Linked DNA regions of Homo sapiens: region 2 is linked to region 1. The links are chromatin loops, found by intact Hi-C in ENCODE. Cell type or tissue: endothelial cell of umbilical vein. All regions are shown on one strand. Links, peaks and the distances in the headings refer to the core of each region. The heading gives the core; the rest is flanking DNA.

Region 1 (9,986 bases), core at 2,570-7,569:
TGCTTTGGAAGCAGATATGATGCCAGGATGTTCTCAATCACGGAGTGCTTGTGGGTGTAGTGGGTCACTTAACAGAGCCGGCTTCCCTAGCCAGCCTTCTCCTTCCAGCCTCTCCCAGACTTCTCCCGTCTTCTAGAAACTTCCTTCCTAAAATTATTTAATGGCTTTGCTTCCATGACCTGTGTTCTTTCCCAGTGAATTTATCAATAACCCATCTTGTTGCTGACCACTTTTAAACAGATGAAGTTCAACCATGAATGAACCCAGGGATTTTTACTAAACTTTCTGGACCTGTTTTTCCAACTACATTGTATATGTATTCACCAAGAGGTTCCATAGGCTTTTTGAACTCAAATGTGATAAAAATTTAATTATGCACCCCCTGCCACTTTATTTTATGTCTTCTGAATTCTCTGTTACCACAGAGAAAAAGGTCAGAAACCAGAGTCATAGAGTCATCAGTGATGTCTGCTTCTTCATGCCCCAACTGAATCCCCTAAATGCTTTTCTCAGTTTTACTCTTCCCTGCATTCTCACTGCTAGTTCATGGCCCTGAAACCATAATTGCATCCCCTGCCTCCAAATTCATCCTCTGGTGTGGTCTCCAGAATGATCTTTTTGAAATTCTAATTTGATGTTGATTTTTCTCCCGCTTTAAAGCCTTCTGCAGTGGGCTCTGAACCTTTTTCATCAGGGTACTGCTGTCATCAAACTTGTGAGCATCTCCTTCAGTATGTATATTTATTATAAATAATACACACATTATTGCACTGATATATTAAATACTGTAAACACACCTACAAAGTAGAAGTCTCGTATTATCTTTCATACAACACAAATAGTTGTATGGCTATACATAAATAGTTGGATGGCTGACTATGCCTTCTGGTCTGACTGCTGAGGCACTCTTTAATTCACCCCTCTGCTTTCCTGCCCACTGGCTCTCTGTCAAAAAGTCTCCCTTCCTCATTCTCACATGTTCCTACTCACCTCAATCATTCCTGTGCATATATCTACATTTTTTTGTTTGTTTGTTTTTGAGACGGAGTCTTGCCCTGTTGCCCAGGCTGGAGTGCAATGGTACAATCTCGGCTAACTGCAACCTCTGCCTCCCAGGGGGTTCAAGCAATTCTCCTGCCTCAGCCTCCCGAGTAACTGGGATTACAGGCACTGGCTACCATGCCCAGCTACTTTTTTGTATTTTTTAGTGGAGACAGGGTTTCACCATATTGGACAGGCTGGTCTCAAACTCCTGACCTCATGATCCACCTGCCTCGGCCTCCCAAAGTGCTGGGATTACCGGTGTGAGCCACCGCGTCCAGCCTACATTTTATACAGTTTCCAAGTTTAGATATTTTAGATCCTGTTCTCCATGGTCTTTAGCATTATAGCCTTGATAATTTCTTAATTTTATTGCTTTGACTTCCCCAAATTAATTAAACCATTTACCATCCCTCTAATAATGGATATTCAGATATTTCCAATTAGTTATTGTTATTTAGAGTTCTACAACATCGCCACCGGTGAGAGTTAGGATTTTTTGTGTGTTTTGGTATATGTAAAATGGTAACTCATGGCTGTTTAATATGCATTTTTGGTTACCATTGCAGATGAAATTTTCACCATATATTTATTTTCTTTCCCAATAAGACTAGGATTTCAATTTTTTTCTTAAAATATATACACTTAAATAAAGTTGTATTTTACATACTATATAGTAATCATTCCTTTATCGAATATGCAGTTCTGTTAGCTTCCCTAATAATAAAATAGCTGGATACTATTCTGCCTATTTGTTGGATGAGAAAACTTGAGGCTTAGCTAGGCTAAGTAACTTGACAGATCATATAGCTAAAAGTTGTGGACATGGGGTATTAAAAGTCAGGCTGATTGATTTCAAATTCTACCCTCTAAGTCATCTTGCTTGCTTCCTTTGACAAAAACAATACCTAATGTTTATAATAAAATTATAAAGTACAGATAAACAAAATGAAAAATTAAATCACATTTAATTAATCTGAAATCCTGCCACACAGTAACAACCACTGTCAACATGTTGTCATATGATAGCATACCTCAGAGGGAGACACAAGACCCACTGACTGGGGGTGGGAAGGGTTTTGAAAAAATGTACATAAGGCCAAGGTGGGCAGATCATGAGGTCCGGAGATCGAGACCATCCTGGCTAACACAGTGAAACCCTGTCTCTACGAAAAATACAAAAAAAAATTAGCCGGTTGTGGTGGCGGGCGCCTGTAGTCCCAGCTACTCGGGAGGCTGAGGCAGGAGAATGGCGTGAACCCGGGAGGCAGAGCTTGCAGTTAGCCGAGATGGCACCACTGCACTCTAGCCTGGGCGACAGTGAGACTCTGTCTCAAAGAAAAAAATAAAAATAAAAAAATAAAAAAATAAAATGTGCATATACCTCTCCTTTCATCTCCCCTCCCACATCTCTCTCTAATTAAAGATGTTACTGGTAGTAGACTGCTCTGGGATCTGTGATGAAGGGGAAGAAGAAAGTGTTGAAAACCATATTCTTCCTGACTTTTATGTGTGTGTATATTTATGAAAAAGCAGATCCTTTAGTATATTATGAGGGTCCTTCTGTGTCATGAATTATTGGTAACCACTCCTGTAACCTGGTTCTGCTTAATATTCTGATGGATGTACCTCAGTGTACAAACATTGGATTGTTTCCATTTTTTAATTATAAATATTATAACATTCTTGTGAAAGGAGTATATATTCATCGTTGCTCATTTTTCCAGGTTTTTCTTGTAAGTCTAATAAATGTAGAATGAAGGGCCAAAGGCTATTATATTTTTAGGGCTTTTGATGAGCATTGTCAATTGCCAATTTACCCACCGAAAAAGCATGTATCAATCTGGTCCGTGGTAAAATGAGAGGGAAAATGGGGGAGGAGATGAACCCACCAATCCATTTTTTTTTCCCTCAAACACACATGATGCAGAGAACATGGTTGTAATCTGACAATGAAAATGTGCCTATTCCATGTGGGGCATTTTATGGGAAAGAGTCTCTACTGTTCTTGCTGGGTCAGTAATGATAGAATTCATAATGAGCCAACCCACTTTTCAGACCTATGATGACCTCACTGGGGTGTGTTAGTTCCTGCAGTTCTACCGACATGATAAAGTGTTATATACCAGTGGGCTGAAGTCATTGTTTTTATTCAATCACTATACAAATTTCACATTAGTTCAGAATGGCCTTTCACAATGCTTGTGGGATCTCAGTGGTTTGACTTCATATTTTTTGAGTGATATTTGCAGTAACACATTGGTTAGTGATTTAGTGGAAATACTTGATTTTACAGGATTTCTTAGGTATGGGTGCCTGAATTTTGAGAGTGGCGCAGTCATTTCTCTCACATTTTCAAAAAGATAGAACATATTTCAGGACATTTATAGAATGCTTTTTTCCTCTGAGGACATGATGACTGACTGTAATCCGCAATCTCTGATTTCTACCCTGATGCTTCAAGAAATGTACAAATAATGAGAACATCTACTCTAAAGTTCTTGCCCCCAACTGAATTGAAACCCACTGTTTAAATATATTGTTATGTAATTTTTATGCTATAATTCATATTTTTATATAGTTTTAATACATTGTTATGTAAATTTTGCACTTCAGTCCATATTATTCTCATATAAAATAAAGTTTTAAAGTATTTGCCACAAAGAAAAATTGGTATATAATTGGTATACCAGGAAGCTGAACCATGTTCTTTCCTTCACTAGGCTGCCAGTACAGTCTCACACAGCATATTACTCTACATATGTTTACTTTTATATAAAACTTTATGGCAGACTTTAATCATTTCAGTCAATTCAGTCAAAATTTTCAAAGAATGACAACTTTTGAATTCCACAATTGCTCAGAATCTTTGAATTAGGATTTTACTGTGGAAAATAAAAATAATTTGGCAGTATTGGCAAAGAAAGCAAGCCATTACTAAACACTTCAAATATGATTGCAAAGCAACATGTTAATTTAAAAACATGTGGGCCTGTTTGATGTAATATGTCAATAGATATTGCAAATACTAAAATTTTGCAACCTCGAGGGAAATTGACTACAGTGACTTTTATTTTGGCATGGAAAATGGGTTCACTGAGGACTTTGGGACATGGGATTATCAGATTATTCATTGAGCTAGTATTTACAACACAGTGCTTAGTACTGTGGGAACACAGAAAAAACTGCACACTAAACCCTTTAAAGCATAAGGCATGAATCCCAAGCCCTCATCCATCCTTAGATTTGCAGATATACCATAACATGTAATTTCTTCATCTCTTTAATGTCTATTTATTTTATTGGCTAAGGGCTATCACTTTCTTGTACCACTTGATCTTCACTTTCATTGCTAGGACTGACCGCTGGCTTTTTTCTAACAATCCCACAAAGAAATAAGTTTGAAGTTTGCTCATAAGAGTTACTAGATAGTCAGAAAACAAAGCTTTCTTGGAATGCAGATGTTTATTGGTTGGCTGGGCTCCATGTAACTAACACAGCCCAAGCTTGTGATTTGAATTTGCTTCTCAGCTAAGTTAGCTCTACTTGTCAAGGACTCTTCATCTACAATTTGAAAATGCCAAGCATCTATTTGAAAGAATCTGTTATTTGAGAAACAATGTCTTATTGAGAAAGCAAAACAGACTTTTGGAATATTTAAACAGTGAACATTAATACATGATTAAATACCCGAATGAATGGGTGGTGGAAATAGTAACGGGTGTTGGCAATGAGAGAAAAGGAAGACTACATAGGGACATAATATGAAAAGGCTTCATGATTTGGGCAAGATCTAAGAAGCCAAAACCATATTTGAGCCACAAATATGGTTTTGAGTGTGTTGCTAGTATAGGTTTTGATGTTGGTAGTAGAGGAGAAAATAGGGTCTTTAACAAAGGGTACAGAATGAGTATGGCCTCAGAAACAGGAGTAGATATGATATACTGAAGAAAAAGCCGGCCATCCTGGAGGCATGAAGACCAAACATGGAAGGAGATGAGGTTGGAAAAGTTAGAAAGACAAGATGTGGAAGGTCTTTAAAGTCAAACTCAAGGATCTAGACTTTACTCTGCAGACATTGAAAACCAGTTGGAGACTAGCGTGATTAAAAAGAAGGTTAAAAGCCGGCGGGTGCAGTGGCCCATGCCTGTAATCCCAGCATTTTGGGAGGCTGAGATGGAAGTACTACTTGAAACCAGGAGTTAGAAACCAGCCTGGGTTACAAAGTGAGACCTCATCAGTACAAAAAAATAAAATAATAAACTAGTCAAGCTTGCACACCTGTATTCCTAGCTACTCAGGAGACTGAAGCAAGAGGATTGCTGGAGCCCAGGCTTTCGAGGCTGTAGTGAGTTGTGATTGTACCACTGCACTCCAGCTTGGATGACAAAGTGAGACCCTGTCTCTTAAAAAAAAAAAAAAAAGCCCAAAACAACAAAAAGATTAAGACCATCTCTGCACATGACTTGGTGATGAGTAATTTAGTGCTATGTTTTCTCTCGATTTATTTGGAATCATATAAACCTATCTTTCAGTACAGAAGGGCACTGAGTCACATTTAGGTGACATATTTCCTCCCAAAATCCCAGAGAACTTCAGGAAGTGGTGGGGGTGATTCAGCAAGGGGACATCTTCCTGACCATGTGATGGTTGTGGCTGGATAGAGCTCTTTTTGCCAGGCTATGAGAACAATCTTTCCGTAAAGTCTGTTGATGCTTACTCAACGTTTTCTCAGATGGAAACTTGGTGGGGGGTAAGACTAGATGGGAACAAACTTGGAAGATTTAGAGTCTCTCTGCTAAGTCTTCCTCCTGAAGCCTTTCTGAAGGGCCTGAACTTCCTGGAGAGGCCTTACTTACCAAGGAAAAGATAGATATTGGTCAGTTAGCTTGATTCTTTGATTACTTATGCTAAAAAATAAAGAATGATAAGCTTTTATATTCCCAGTACCCCAAGATTAGCTCTAATCTTAGATGGGTCTTAAAAGTCCATGGAAGTCCATGTATAGTCTTATTTTTGGTATCTTAACCTAAATTATGCAGAGGTATATTTTACTGGATTGACCTAACATAACTAACAGACCTTTTGAGATTTTATTTTGTATAATTTATAAAATGGAAAGTATTATCAACGTAGCATAAAGATTAAGAAATGAGCTCAGGAGCTGGACTGCCTGGGTTCTGGTCCTGATTTCTCCACTACTTAACCTTGGACAAGTTATTTAACCCCTCTGCCTTGATTATCTCATTTAGAAGGTGGAAATAATTTACTTCTTTCCTAGGATATTTGTCAGAATTAAATGAACAGATTTGTTGTTTATTTACTAAGAGCAAAGCTCTTAAAATATTCCCTGGTATATAAGTTCCCAACGAATATCACAATTAGTGTATCATAAATGAAAAAATTAAAGCAGTTAAAGGTTAAGTGACTTAGGTAATTATCCAGCAACATGACTATACCAGGATTAGCATTTCTTATTTTAAGACAGTCTACTGAAGTAGCAGGCTTTTTAGACCAGAGGTCAGCAAATCTTTTCTTAAAAGGCCAGATATAAACATTTTATACTTGTGGATCTTATGGTCTCTGTTGCTACTACTCAACTCTGTTATTGTGTCTTGGAAAAATCAACCACAGACAAAATGTAAATGTATGGGTGTGGCTGTGTTCCAATAAAATTTTATTTACAAAAACAGGTGGCAGACCCACATTTGGCCTTCTTACAGACCCTTGCTTTAGACACTTAAGTCATATCTGAAAGGAGACTATAGATTCCATTTCATTTTGAAGGCTGAGATATGGCATTATGTATTATGATAAACAGAAACTTTGATTTTTAATGATTGTTTAACATGTTAGTCTCATGATGGTCATACTTTAGGATAGCAAAGGGATTTAGAAAATAAGCAATAGTAACAAATGTGTTTTTTATCTCAAAGAGATCCATAGAAATCACTTATTTAACAGTTGGAGAATTATCTTGGAATTTGAGACCTGAGGTTGTGGGCAGGATGTTAAGAGTTTGTTTGATTAAATGGACCCAAATATAGACTGGTTTCTTTTTTGCTTCTCTATGTATGGGATAGGTTTGTGAGTCAAATAACAAGCTATTTGTATTTATGCTTGTCATTTCACTAAGGGTTTTTCTTCTAGAAATGCTGTTTGCATGGGTTTGGATTTTTTTATGGCTTACTTTTCAGTTCGATAATGTGTTCTTGTTTTCAAATTAAACTTGTCATTGAGATTTTTTGCGAGTGGCTATGTTGGTTAGTTAGTATTTATAGCTTAAGTCTGTTTCTGAGGAAATGACTAAAGTCTCTTCATTTGATCAAAACTGTAGAACAAAGAACATCTTTGACTTACTTAAACAAGTCCTATGATGAAAACTCAAAAAATATAATGGTTCATGTTTATAAATGTTTTTGTGTATTCAGTCCTGGTTAGGCCAAATAATCAGAGCTCTGTGCTGAGGGAGGGATTGAATATACTCAGTGCCTGTTAGTTAATGTGAATTTCTCTGGAGCACATTCAGGCAATACTTATTTTCTCATAATCCTCCTCCCATCTCTGCCCCATCCCCCACCGCTTTTTTTTTCATTTAACATATTGTTTTGAATTGGATTTTATAGAACATAGGTTTTTGTCTTCTTCTTCTTTTTAAACTATTCTACTAATTTTCTCCTTTCTTATTCCTAGCCAAGAGCCCTGATCCAGGTGAAGCGTGTAAACCTTGCACATGGAATTCCCAGCAAAGAGGCTGGTGGGGATCGGGACAGGGCCTGGGAAGTGACTGACTTGCAGAAACCCGCCATGTCTTGTTCTCTGCTGGAGACCTTTGCTTATCCATCTTGTGAACATCTGCAGCCTCCCCCTGCAGCCTAATCTTGCCCTCTTACTGTTGACTCAGTCCTCATGGAAGTGTAGGTGCCCTTCCTTCTGCTCATTACGTTCCAGAGCAGGAGATGAGGGGGCTAAGTAGGGAAGAAGAGAAGGCCCAGCTCCTGTCTGCTCAGACCCGGACTGACCTCTGCCCTGGGGCTCAGGCTGGGACTTGTATTTTACCATAAAGGCCCTATGACAGGTGGCGGTTGGATTTTGGTGTTAGATCAGCTGTGTTGTGGACTGACTGGGATTTTCTGCACTAGATTTTAATCTAATTATTCTTTGGTAACATTGATTGTTTCAGCTCTTTCATAAACAGCTCAAGGCACCACTTCTCCAACTAAATCTTGTGTCTAAGTCTGAAACAGATGAAAGTGAAATCGCTGTGCCCATGGCTGCACATCCACTCACTTCTGCCTCTGCTCTCTGAAGCATCTTAGGGTGGGAGTCCTAGGAGCTCACTTTGAAAACTGCTCATTAACATGACTGTTTACTTTCAGAGCGCACCCTAGTCTTAAAATTGAGCTTGCCTGTTTACATATAATAAGTTGCTTAAAATTTGCTGGGATTGGTGTGTATATATGGGCCATATATGAAGCCAGTGGTAGGAGAAAGAGGAATGGACAGATACTTACCTGATGTGATTTGATGGGGTGTTGAGAAATTCCACGATGAAAATCCACACCCCCATTCATTCCTGAAATGCCATAGCCAGTAATGCATTTTATTTCACTGTTAAGCACCTGCCTTTTCTGAAGCTTTTTTTTTTTTTAATAAAAAATGTCCTCATGAAGGATATCCATTAAGTTGTTGCAACCTTGGAGCTGATCCTTTTGCTTCCCTACTTGATTAAACATCTGGGGTTAATGAATCCTCACAAGGACAGATAGAAGGAAGGAAACAGCCACATCCATACGTCATAATTTTGTCTAGAACTGGCCCTGACTCTTTATGCATTTGTAAAACATGTATGGGAATATCTCTGGTATTTAACTTGGAGACACCTTGCTTTCTCCTTTGGATGCAGTTAGTTCTGAAGTATTTGAAGAGAGGGCATCTCAAAAGGAACGTTCACTGTTCTTAAATATTCTTTTAGTACCAAAATATATTTTATTACTGTATCATGGTGAGGATATATGTTCCTGTATATACTAGTGGGGATTTTCCCCTAAGTATGAGTTATTCAAGAGATAAGAGAATCAAAAATGCAAGTCTGAAAAATAGTGTATGTATTTCTACATATTTTATACAACTTGTTCCTGTTGGACAACAAAATAATAAATTGTGGACATTTCCCATTTTTTTTTACCTTAACGACAAAATATTGCAAAACCGTGGTTCATTCATTTACTCAACAAACATTCATAGAGTACCTACCATGTGCTACTACTACTTTGTGCTATAAAAATTAATGATGGTGGCTTCAGCAGAAAAATTAGTCATCAGGGAATATTTGAGGTTGTCCAGTAACTGAGGAAGGAAGGGAGAGAAGGGTGGAGTGCTGGACGGGGAAGAAGGAAGAAGGAGGATAGGAGAGAAAGGATGAATGGAAGGAAGTCCTTAACACGTTTTGTTGTTTTTAATTACACTCATGTTATCTAGTTTAATATTCTTTATATAATCAGCCATTTGCCACTTTTATTTTTTCTGATGTGCTATAATTTTAACTTGTCGTTTTTGTATTTGTTTCTTTTCAGTATAAAAGAACGTGTGGATCACTTTGCTGAGTACATCCAAGATTTGAAGAACTGAAATAAATCAGCTTTAAACCTGCTTTTTAAAAATGTAAGTGAACTCACTTCTGGCCATGGTTCATTTCAGACTCTCTAAAACCTGCAATTTCCTCTCAGTGTGTGTGAATTTTTTTCCAGGAGTAAAGTTACTTGACTCTAGTGAGTCTACTCATTAAGTCTAGGAGTGTTTGTATCTGCTCGCCCTTTTAAAACCTGTAAATTCTAAGAGTAGTATGAATAACATAGGTGGCTGTAGGATTTAGACGCGGTGTGGCAGGCAGTGAGCAAATCTTCATTTGGCACTGAGAAGGAAGACACAGACTTGGTAGAACA
Region 2 (9,986 bases), core at 2,599-7,598, 58 kb after region 1:
GGCTTGTTGTCCCAAGGAGGAAAGACAGGCCTCAGTGTGTGTGAGTCTAGTGATTGAGTGCGCCTCAGAGCCAGTGGGAGGGCTTGGAAAAACACCGATTGCTGGGCCTGCCTCTGGTGTTTCTGATTCAGTAGACCTAGGGTGGGGTCTAGGGATTTGCATTTCTTTTTTTTTTTGAGATGGAGTCTCACTCTATCGCCCAGGCTGGAGTGCAGTGGTGCGATCTTGGCTCACTGCAACCTCTGCCTCCTGGGTTCAAGCAATTCTCCTGCCTCAGCATCTCCAGTAGCTGGGACTACAGGCTCACACCACCACACCCAGCTAATTTTTTATTTTTAGTAGAGGTGGGATTTCACCATGTTGGCCAGGCTGGTCTCCGACTCCTGACCTCAAGTGGTCTGCCCACCTCAGCTTCCCAAAGTGCTGGGATTACAGGCGTGAGCCACCATGTCTGGCAGGATTTGCATTTCTTACTAGCTCACAGGTGATGCTGCTGTTCCAAACCACTGAACTAGTACCTGTTTCTCCCTTTAGATCTGGTTTGGGTTTTGTTTTAAATTAATTTTTATGAGTACATAGTAGGTATGTGCCTTTATGGGGTACATGAGATATTTTGATACAGGCATACATCACATAATAATCACATCAGGGTAAATGGGGTATCTATCACCTCAAGCATCTGTCATTTCTTTGTGTTACAGACATTCCAATTCTTTTAGTTATTTATAAATGTACAGTAAATTATTGTTGACAGTTGTCACCCTGTTGTGCTAGCAAATATGATGTCTCTGTTTTTAAGATAGTTTCTCTTTGCTGAGATTGTATTGCTGCACACATTGGCAATCATTGCGTAATTGATTAACCTTCTGAGACAGCTTCTTGGCAGAAAAAAAATAAAAAAACTAAACTGTTGAGAAAGGTATGAGTAATTTGTGTGAAAACATATTCTATTTTCATAATGACCACAGAATACTGTGGCGTTCTACCAGCATAGTCGAATGTATGTGAACATTCTCCCTTTCTCTGAAGATTCCTTCTTTCAAGTGTCTTAGTCTCAGTGAATTGTATCTATCTTGGGTAAGAAGTTCAGGGTTCTCTTTCAAGCCCAAGCATTTTACCTAAAGAAAGCTGAGAAAGCTAGGACAAATGTTATTCTCACAAAAATTTAAAAGAAACTTGCTAATTTTCTTATGGCCTTTCTTTTCTTCACAGGAAGACTGGGCAGTGAGCCTGACCTAAAACATCAGTTAGTCAGCAACCGTGCAAAAAATTATGGTGTCCTGCCAATGCTTTAGCCACCACATCCATGCCCGGAACTTTCCTTGATATTTTACCCCATTCAAATCTGCTCTAAATGGGTCCTGACCAAACTTGAAATATACCCTGAACATATTTCTGTTGGTTACCCACCCCCCGCCCCGGTTTAGTCTCTTACTATAATATTTGAATCTTATCCCCAAGAGCTTGCTTATCTAAAACTTTCCTACATTTATTTTTATTAAGCCATTGGAATAGGAAACCAGTAGCCCAAGAACTCCTGCAAACGGAGCTCATTTCTCTGTTTACATCACCCAACAAATAAGAGGCTTCTCCAGTTTGAACTATGACTTTGAACCCCAGCTTCACTCCTTTGTTGTGGTAGTGATTAATGTATTTCCTGGTACCTTTTTCTTTAGCAAGTCATTCAAAGAAGCATATATTAGCCACTTAGAATCCAGAAATAAATTTGCTATTTTGTGAGAATTATTGGATGGTGAATTTTTTTGTTCTTTAGGATTTTTTTTCTTTACTTTTGAGACAGGTTCTTTATCACCCAGGCTAGAGTGCAGTGGCACAATCACAGCTCACTGCAGCCTTGGGCTCCTGGGCTCAAGTGATCCACCTCAGCCTCCTGAGCAGCTGGAACTACAGGCACATGCCACCACACCCAGCATATTTTGTACAATTTTTTGTAGAGACAGGGTCTCACTATGTGGCCCAGGCTTGTCTCAAACTCCTGGGCTCTAGCGACCCTCCTGCCTTGGCCTCCCAAAGTAGTGGGATTACAGGTGTGAGTCACTGTGCTTGGCCTTGGATGGTGAAGTTGTAATTTTCTAAGGGGTTTTGTCCACCCAAAGAACTCAACTATAACTAGCAGATTTCTGGGTAAGCAAAGAATGGGAAGAAATGGAGCTGGATATTCTGAGCCTTTTATTTTGGACCATAGGTTCATATAATTGGATTATTCATGATCCTTGATTCATGACATATTATCATCATAGTCTTAGATGCAGAGGTCCATGCATGTCCAACTTCATTCATTATTTAGTTCTTTTTTAAAGTGGAATTTTTATTTCTAATTTCTAACAACCAACTTCTCTTTCCTAATTTTTCAAATACCAAAGTTTTATTTGGAAAGTGATCCTAGGAAAGACTTAGAGAAATAAAGAAGAGAACTGATAAATCATGCATTATCAAACAAGTTACCACTCTGAGTAGATCTTAATTGTCTGGATAATTCTGGGAACCAATGTAGATTACATGAATCAGAATTTGCTCTTTCTAGGGGGAAAGTGTGCTGGAGTATTTAAAGCTGATAACTTTAAATATTAAAGGGACATTAATTCTCTAGCATTTTCAGACCACCACATCCAATGGCAGAGGGCTCCCTGAAATCTTGGACAGTTAAAAGTTGGGCTGGCATGCATGGAATTACAGAGGGCACCAATTACATCTGCCTCAGTTAGAAGCTAAACGGTATTATTAATTCATCTGTTTCAAAGGCATTCCCAATTAAATTAGTTCTAAATGAATTTTATGCTTTCAACATTTAGCCAACAATGAGTGGTTCCTTCCCAGTTAAAATAAAGAACTTAAATGGGATTGACATTGGGATTCTTTATGCCTGACAAGCTTTAAAGACCATTGCATAGTTTGATGAGTTTTGGCAAATGTATAAACTTGTGTAACCTATATCTCAATCAAGATACTGACCAGAAATTCCACTGGTGTCTCCTTTCAGTCACTCACCATTTTCTGTAAGTAATTATTGCTCTACCTTCTATCGTAGGTTACCTGTTCTTGAATTTCATATAAAAGTATCATACAGTACATGGTCCTTTCTGTCTGGCTTCTTTTGCCCAACATAATGTTGCATGTATTATTTGTTCCATCTCTCTACTGTAGAATAATATTCCATTGTATTAGAATAATATTTCATTATATTAATTATGTGAGGAAGCCCAGGGAATCTTCCTCTCAGAAATATTTATGAGGACTTAAGAAAGTCTTTTTAGAGACCAGGGGATTTTCTAAAGCTTTTTTATTTAGCCTTTTCATTTTTAAAAATACGTTGACCTAGCCCTGAAAATTAACATAGCTTTGTCAACACAGATGCCTGATAAATTAGGCTGCCTCTAAAATAGCTCAAACCATGGGCAAGGCAGAATTTTAATAAATATGGATGGTCTATTCTTAGTACTTCACCACTTCAGGTTGTGTGTTTCTTACTCTTCTGTGTAGTTCTTTAAAACCCATTTGAAATTTATCGAAACTGATTCTGTGGCCTTGCATATATGCCTTATCCTGGTGAATATAACTTGTAGACTTGAATGTATATTCTGCATTTGTGTGTTTTGTTCTATAAATTGAATTTGATCAAGATGGTTGATAATATTTTCAAATCTTGTGTGTTACTGAGTTTTTTTTCCTACCTTACCTGTCAATTCTAAAGAAGGTTGTAAAAGAACAAATGATAGATGGGACAAACAGAAAAGAAATAGCAGGACAATAGACTTAAATCCAACCTTATCAGTAGATTTAAATCCAACCAGGTCAACCATATCTATATTATGTTAAATATAAGTGGATTAAATTTGTCTAATTCTCCCTTAACACCATCAGTTTTTGCTTCATGTATTTGGAAGCTTTGTTATTAGTTGCAAAAACATTTGTGCTTGTTATGACTTCCTGATGAATTAACACTTATCATTGTAAAATATCTTTCTTTCTAGTCATACTTCCTGATGTGTAGTTTTTAAATAAACCCGCTCCTGCTTTCCTGTGCTTACATATGTATGTTATCTCATTTTTCATCCTTTTACTATTATATTTCTTTATATTTAAAGTCTCTATTAACAGCACATAATTAGGACTTAAAAAACTAATCTGATGATCTCTGGCTCTTATCAGCGTTTACTGCATTTGTACTTAATGTAATTTTAAAAATGTTATTTTAAAAAATTGTTATATTTCAGTAGCTTTAGGGGTACAAGTGGTTTTCAGTTACATGATGAATTGTATAGCGGAAGTCTGGGATTTTAGTGCTTCTGTCACCTGAATAGTGTACATTGTACCTATTTTCATCCTCACCTCCCTCTCACTCTTCCTGCTTCTGAGTCTCTGCTGTTATATACCACTTTGTATGCCTTTGCATACCCATGGCTTACTCCAACTTACACAACACTTAATACGATTATTTATATGCTTCAGTTTAAGTCTACCACTTTGGCTATTGATTTTTCTTTCTCCTATGTGTCCATTGTTCCTTCATTACTGCCTTTGGATTTAATAAAATCGTGGCTGAGTCTGCAGGGTTGTAGGAGCCCAGGAATTCAAGACCAGTCAACTGGCAACATAGTGAGACCTTGTCTCAAAAAACAAACAAAAAGTAAAGGTTCTATGAATTCATATTCTCCACAACACTTGGCTATGTCAATTTTTTTCACTAATTGGTTATAAAACATTATCACATTCCTTTATACTCCTCATTTATTACTGATACTAAGCAGCTTTTCATATTTTTATTGGTTGAAAACATTTCTGCCAAATGATTGTTCATATCCTCATGCCTCCTATTTTTTCATTGATTTCTAGGAATTCTACACTTGGAATACCACTGAACTGGACGATTTTGATTTGACTACTTTTAACTTATTAGAGAAGTCTTTGGCCTTTGATTCTAATGCCAGTCCCTGGCTACCTGTTTAATTTGCAAAGCCTTCCAAATTGGACCCCCTTATCCTACTCCATTTTTCCCCTTAGCACCTACCACCTTCGCCATGTTACATATGTGTTTATTACTTGTATGTACTGTCTTTCCCTGACTAGTACATGTAGGCTGCTACATGATATAGAGATTAAAAGTTAACGTTTTGAACTTTCATAGCAATTTAACATTGTCATCATATTTTTATTAAATGAAGGGATTCGTCTCCAATGAATTGGAAATTTTTAAAGAACTAGTTCTTCACTACTTTGAAAAGCATGGTCTAGATTGTCTCATACCTTCATATAATAGCATTTGAAAGGCTCATTAAATAGAACAGAGAAGAACTCGGTAACTATTGTACCTATCGGACTTGAACTGTTTATGCTCTACACAAAATATAGTTGCTAACAAAGACGAATATTTTTTTCTAATTTAGTGAGATGATATGTTTTTCTAACATGGGCATTACTTTGTGTTATTGGTATTCCCATGTTTATAGCTGAGCCTGGTATGTGTCTCTTTGTTTTATATAGACACATATATAAGTGGTTATTAAATATGTGTCCTGCTTCTTTGGATGGTGCACTGGCTGAGTGTGTGAATAAATTTTTTGGAATGACCTAGGTTCATAACCTAACTTGTTGATTCCTTGTTTCCTGGGTAACCATAGACACATACCTTGAGTATTTTCATGCTGTAGTATTTCCAGATAAATGGTAGTGATATTTTTCACCTTTGGAAGTGAGTAAAGTTCTGGAAAATCCTTAGGTGAAATGACTTTAAATCAAAATAATATTTTACAACAATTATATGGCATTATGTTAGAATGAATGCATAATTGGGAACTCATCCAAGGAGTTGATACCGGAACTATAAATATATTTGTGAAAATAAAGTGGTGAGATTTGGCTGCTTGGAAACAGAGGGCAAAGGTTTCTGGGAAACAGCATGCCCTTTATTTCCCAGGTATTTGCTCTATCACAGTATCTATAACATAGTAAGAGCTTTATTCGGGTCTATTGGGAGAATCTACTGGGTGCTTAGTCTGGTACCTGAAATGCATTAATGAATGCTGAAAATCACATTATCTTGACTTTTTCCTGCCAATGACCAAAGTTTTTGCAAGCATTATCTCAATATATCTTTTAACAGATAAACCAATGAGTAGATTGTGATGTAATTTCAGGATAAACCCATCTTCAGATAGGATCAGGTAAACAGAAATTATGTATTATAGTGGAAGTTAGACAGACCTAGGTTAGAAACTGAACTTCGCTATATTTACTTTGCTGTGTTTCCATGCAAAAATCAAACATCTTTTATCCTCATTTATAAAATGGAGATGAATTTACACATTTTATAGAGCTGTTGACTAAGGATTATGGATAATTTATGTAAATGTGTAGGAAACACTATAGGCACTCAATATGTGATAGCTATGGCTCCACTACAAAATGTTTAGTATCAGTAGGGGTGTATGTGTGTGTTTGTGTGTGTGTGCACATACATTTAGTATATGTGTTAGTGAATCCTTTTCTTAGACAAATCTTAAGCCCTTGTACAGAAAGAAAAAACAAAAACAAACAAAAATAAATGAAATTAAGAGAGCAGAGATTGGGTGGGGCTGGTAAAGGGAGAAAGGAGTCTTGTCTGGCCAGTGCTTGTCATGGCCCTCAGCAAGCTTCCATGGCCATCCCTGTTGCCCTTTACAGAGGCCTAGAGTTCTAGAGAACAGCATGGAAACCATGCTAGTGGATTTTAAACACCTCAAGTGCAAGAATGGAATCTTCTTTATTAACTGATACAGGTATCGCATGTGGTCTTGTGCTACAGTAGGTGATTGGCCACAGCTTGCTACTCCACTACTGAAGTTCTTCTTCCATATTTGACTACACAGCAGAGTTATCATTTGAAGGTGAATTAGAAACCCACTAGCAAGCCTATGTCATTTAATGGATGTAATGATAACCTTATTTTTTTTCAGATCTGGGTTGGAATTTGCCCCTGACAAATAATAAAATGATGAGTGATGCAAGTGACATGTTGGCTGCAGCGTTGGAGCAGATGGATGGTATCATAGCAGGTGATCTGCATCCTGTGAAAGACAGAATCACAACATTTACTCTCCTCACTTGGCTTTTTCACTACAACTTTCATATTATCTTTTCACTTTATTTTCATTTTTTAGACCTATGCCTTTTGCTTCCCTGTAATTTCATCTTTGTTCCTCTTCTCCATTTTCTGCCAGCATTATTCTCAAACATTATTTTAAAGTATCAAAAATTTCAGTTCCATCCTAGGTTTCTAATCAAGGATAAAGAATCTGCATCTCAGGTGATTCTGGTGTAGGTGGTCTGTGGACCATACTTTGAGGGACACTTCTCTACCCAGTGAACATGAATGTTCTGATCTGTTTTCTTGAATTCAAAATTCACTTTCCACCAATGACTCCCGTATCTTTTTTTTTTTTTTTTTTTTGAGATGGAGTCTCTCTCTGTTGCCCAGGCTGGAGTGCAGTGGTACAATCTCAGCTCACTGCAACCTCCGCCTCCTGGGTTCAAGCAGTTCTCTGCCTCAGCCTCCCAAGTAGCTGGGATTACAGGCACCCACCACCACGCCTGGCTAATTTTTGTATTTTTAGTAGAGACAGGGTTTCACCATCTTGGCCAGGCTGGTCTTAAACTCCTGACCTCGTGATCCACTCATGTCGGCCTCCCAAAGTGCTGGGATTACAGGCGTGAGCCACCGTACCCGGCCATATCTTTTTTTTTTTTTTTTTTTTTTTAAGAGAGGAAGTCTTGCTATGTTTCTCAAGCTGAAGTGTAGTGGCTATTTACAGGCATGATTACCTGTGAATAACATGCATAGTGCAGCCTTGAAATGCTGTGCTCAAGCAATCTTCACACCTCAAGTACCTGCGATTACAGGCACACGCCACTGCACTTAGCTCGTTCGCATGTGTTTACCTTCCCAATTCTTTGCTAAGCTTCCAGTTCCTATCTCTAATTTCCAACCAGATATCTGTCCAGAAATGTCCTATGGGCACACCAGTATAATCATTTAATGCATTGAGCTCATTATCTTTCCTCAGAATTTACTCTGATAGTCTTCATCTGGGTTCATTTCATAACCCTTCATCCACAGTTTTTCTAAGCCAGAAATCATTTGGTCCAATATTGGTCCGGAATGGACCAGGTCTAATATTTGTATTTTCTGATCTGCCACTTTCTTATCCATCATCTTCATGAGGCCAGCACACCTCACACCAAAGCCCACCAGGCTCTTTTTCTTTCTATACCCCATGATTGGCCTCCTAGTTACGAACTGGACCATGGATATTTACCACTAACTACATGGTTTTAATTTTTGCACCATGTAACTCTGACTTGGAGAGATTTATGTGATTGAATTCTCTTTTTTCTGTTTCTTTTGATTGTTCCTTACTGTGACTAGACTGGTTTACCGCCTTCGGCTTTGGTATTTTTATCTAACATAAATCCCATTGCTCTCTCTGTGATTTTGTTTAACTTAGGTTCTAAGGCTCTGGAATATTCCAATGGGATTTTTGATTGCCAATCTCCCACCTCTCCATTCATGGGAAGTTTGCGAGCTCTGCACCTTGTGGAAGACCTGCGTGGATTGTTAGAGATGATGGAAACAGATGAGAAAGAAGGCTTGAGATGCCAGATCCCAGATTCAACAGCAGAAACGCTTGTTGAATGGCTTCAGAGTCAAATGGTAGGGTCTGCCTGTTCCAAATTCTGTTATAAATCCTTTGTTGCTTATTCCAAAATTTAGAACATAGAATAGCTGATTAGAACAAGAAAAGTTTAGGGCAACACATGTGCTCCGATTTTATTACTTAAGATATCTTAATTTTCTTTTGACTCTAAGGATAACTTTTTAAAAAGTGCTATTAGTGTACATTTTGTAAATACCAACAACAGGTCACCTGATTCTGCCCATAAAAACAGACTGGCTTTTAGATTGTGCCTGAATGACCTACTGTGGCTTAAATCAAATAGTCCTGTAAGGGAAAGAATCTTGCACATGATAGATGATTTCTCAGTCATATTGGGTTATTCACCATAAAGGATCCAATAGCAATTCTAAATGGAAAGCATGATGAAAGACTTTCAAAAAGCAACAGGATTTACAGCAGTATTTGACCGGAAGTGCCATCTAGTGGTTTATGGCAATCATTTCAGTTCCAGTTCCCGAATTAAATTGTGGAGTTGGGCCTTTAACCCATTTATGCGCAGTGTTCCATTATTGGAACGCTAAGCTTGTGGGAGTTATTTATATCCTGCTCAAAGTCATCGCCAAGGTCTCATTTAAAAAAAAAAAATCACAACCTCCAGCATAAATGGGTTAATGGTGTTACTCACTGAACAATGAGGCCGCTTTCTAGGCATCCTTCTCAAAAATTGAAGATGTGGCAGAGCTACCCTTTGTCTGGGCACGGTTGGAAATACTGTGGTTTTAATCTGTGATGAATACATAAAATCTAAAGAATGTCACAAAAACAGATTCAGTGGAGGACAGAGGAAAGGAGATATTTTGTGCTTAAAGGATATTCAATTTTCAGTAAGATGCACTCATATGCTTATGAGTTAACTGTGTTGATATAAAAGCTAATAAGAATTGTATGAAAGAATCGTGATCTACTTTATGATCTGTGGTAGACATGAAAACCGCTTGCTTTGGGAACCTTAAGAGTACATCCTACAGCTAAAACATTTTCATATGATGTGACACAAATATTAGAGCTCCCAGCCAGTCCTGTGCTGAATACTCTGTGTTCCCACCTGGTTTACCTCTGCGTTTCTGAGAGCGAATAGTACAATCTATCCTTTAGTGGGGGTGCAGCTACACAAACTGGAGTTATTTTACTTGTTAAAACACATAATGCCTTACTATTATACTTTCTATTTGCTCTACAGATTTCTCCTCCAGAGACTTAAGGGTCCAGGTTTGCTGATTTCTTTGGGGATTGCTTCATGCTCTGTACTTGGTG

What was found. Hi-C counts contacts between places; a loop is a spot of excess contacts. Peaks named below come from ENCODE experiments on the same cell type or tissue, not always from the same donor. Only the 100,000 strongest peaks of a DNase experiment are listed, where the experiment ranks them.
Region 2: a loop joins it to region 1, with 3 times the contacts of the local background. A loop is called at or near these places in 7 of 110 quality-filtered maps.

Annotation. Positions count from the first base shown.
Region 1 is chr12:27,568,535-27,578,520 of GRCh38, forward strand. PPFIBP1 (PPFIB scaffold protein 1) reads left to right here. Exons shown (of 30, transcript NM_003622.4): 2 at 9,618-9,705. Among named protein-coding and RNA genes, the nearest start is that of PPFIBP1, 49 kb to the left of the region's middle. RefSeq lists an enhancer at 5,482-5,776. In endothelial cell of umbilical vein, for the core only: no CTCF peak of the experiment used is centred there; DNase peaks (open chromatin) are centred at 3,127, 5,657 and 7,297; H3K27ac peaks cover 4,179 bases.
Region 2 is chr12:27,626,409-27,636,394 of GRCh38, forward strand. It overlaps PPFIBP1 (PPFIB scaffold protein 1), which reads left to right. Exons shown (of 30, transcript NM_003622.4): 3 at 6,954-7,052; 4 at 8,502-8,707. The coding sequence starts at 6,989. Among named protein-coding and RNA genes, the nearest start is that of REP15, 65 kb to the right of the region's middle. In endothelial cell of umbilical vein, for the core only: no CTCF peak of the experiment used is centred there; no DNase peak of the experiment used is centred there; H3K27ac peaks cover 1,092 bases.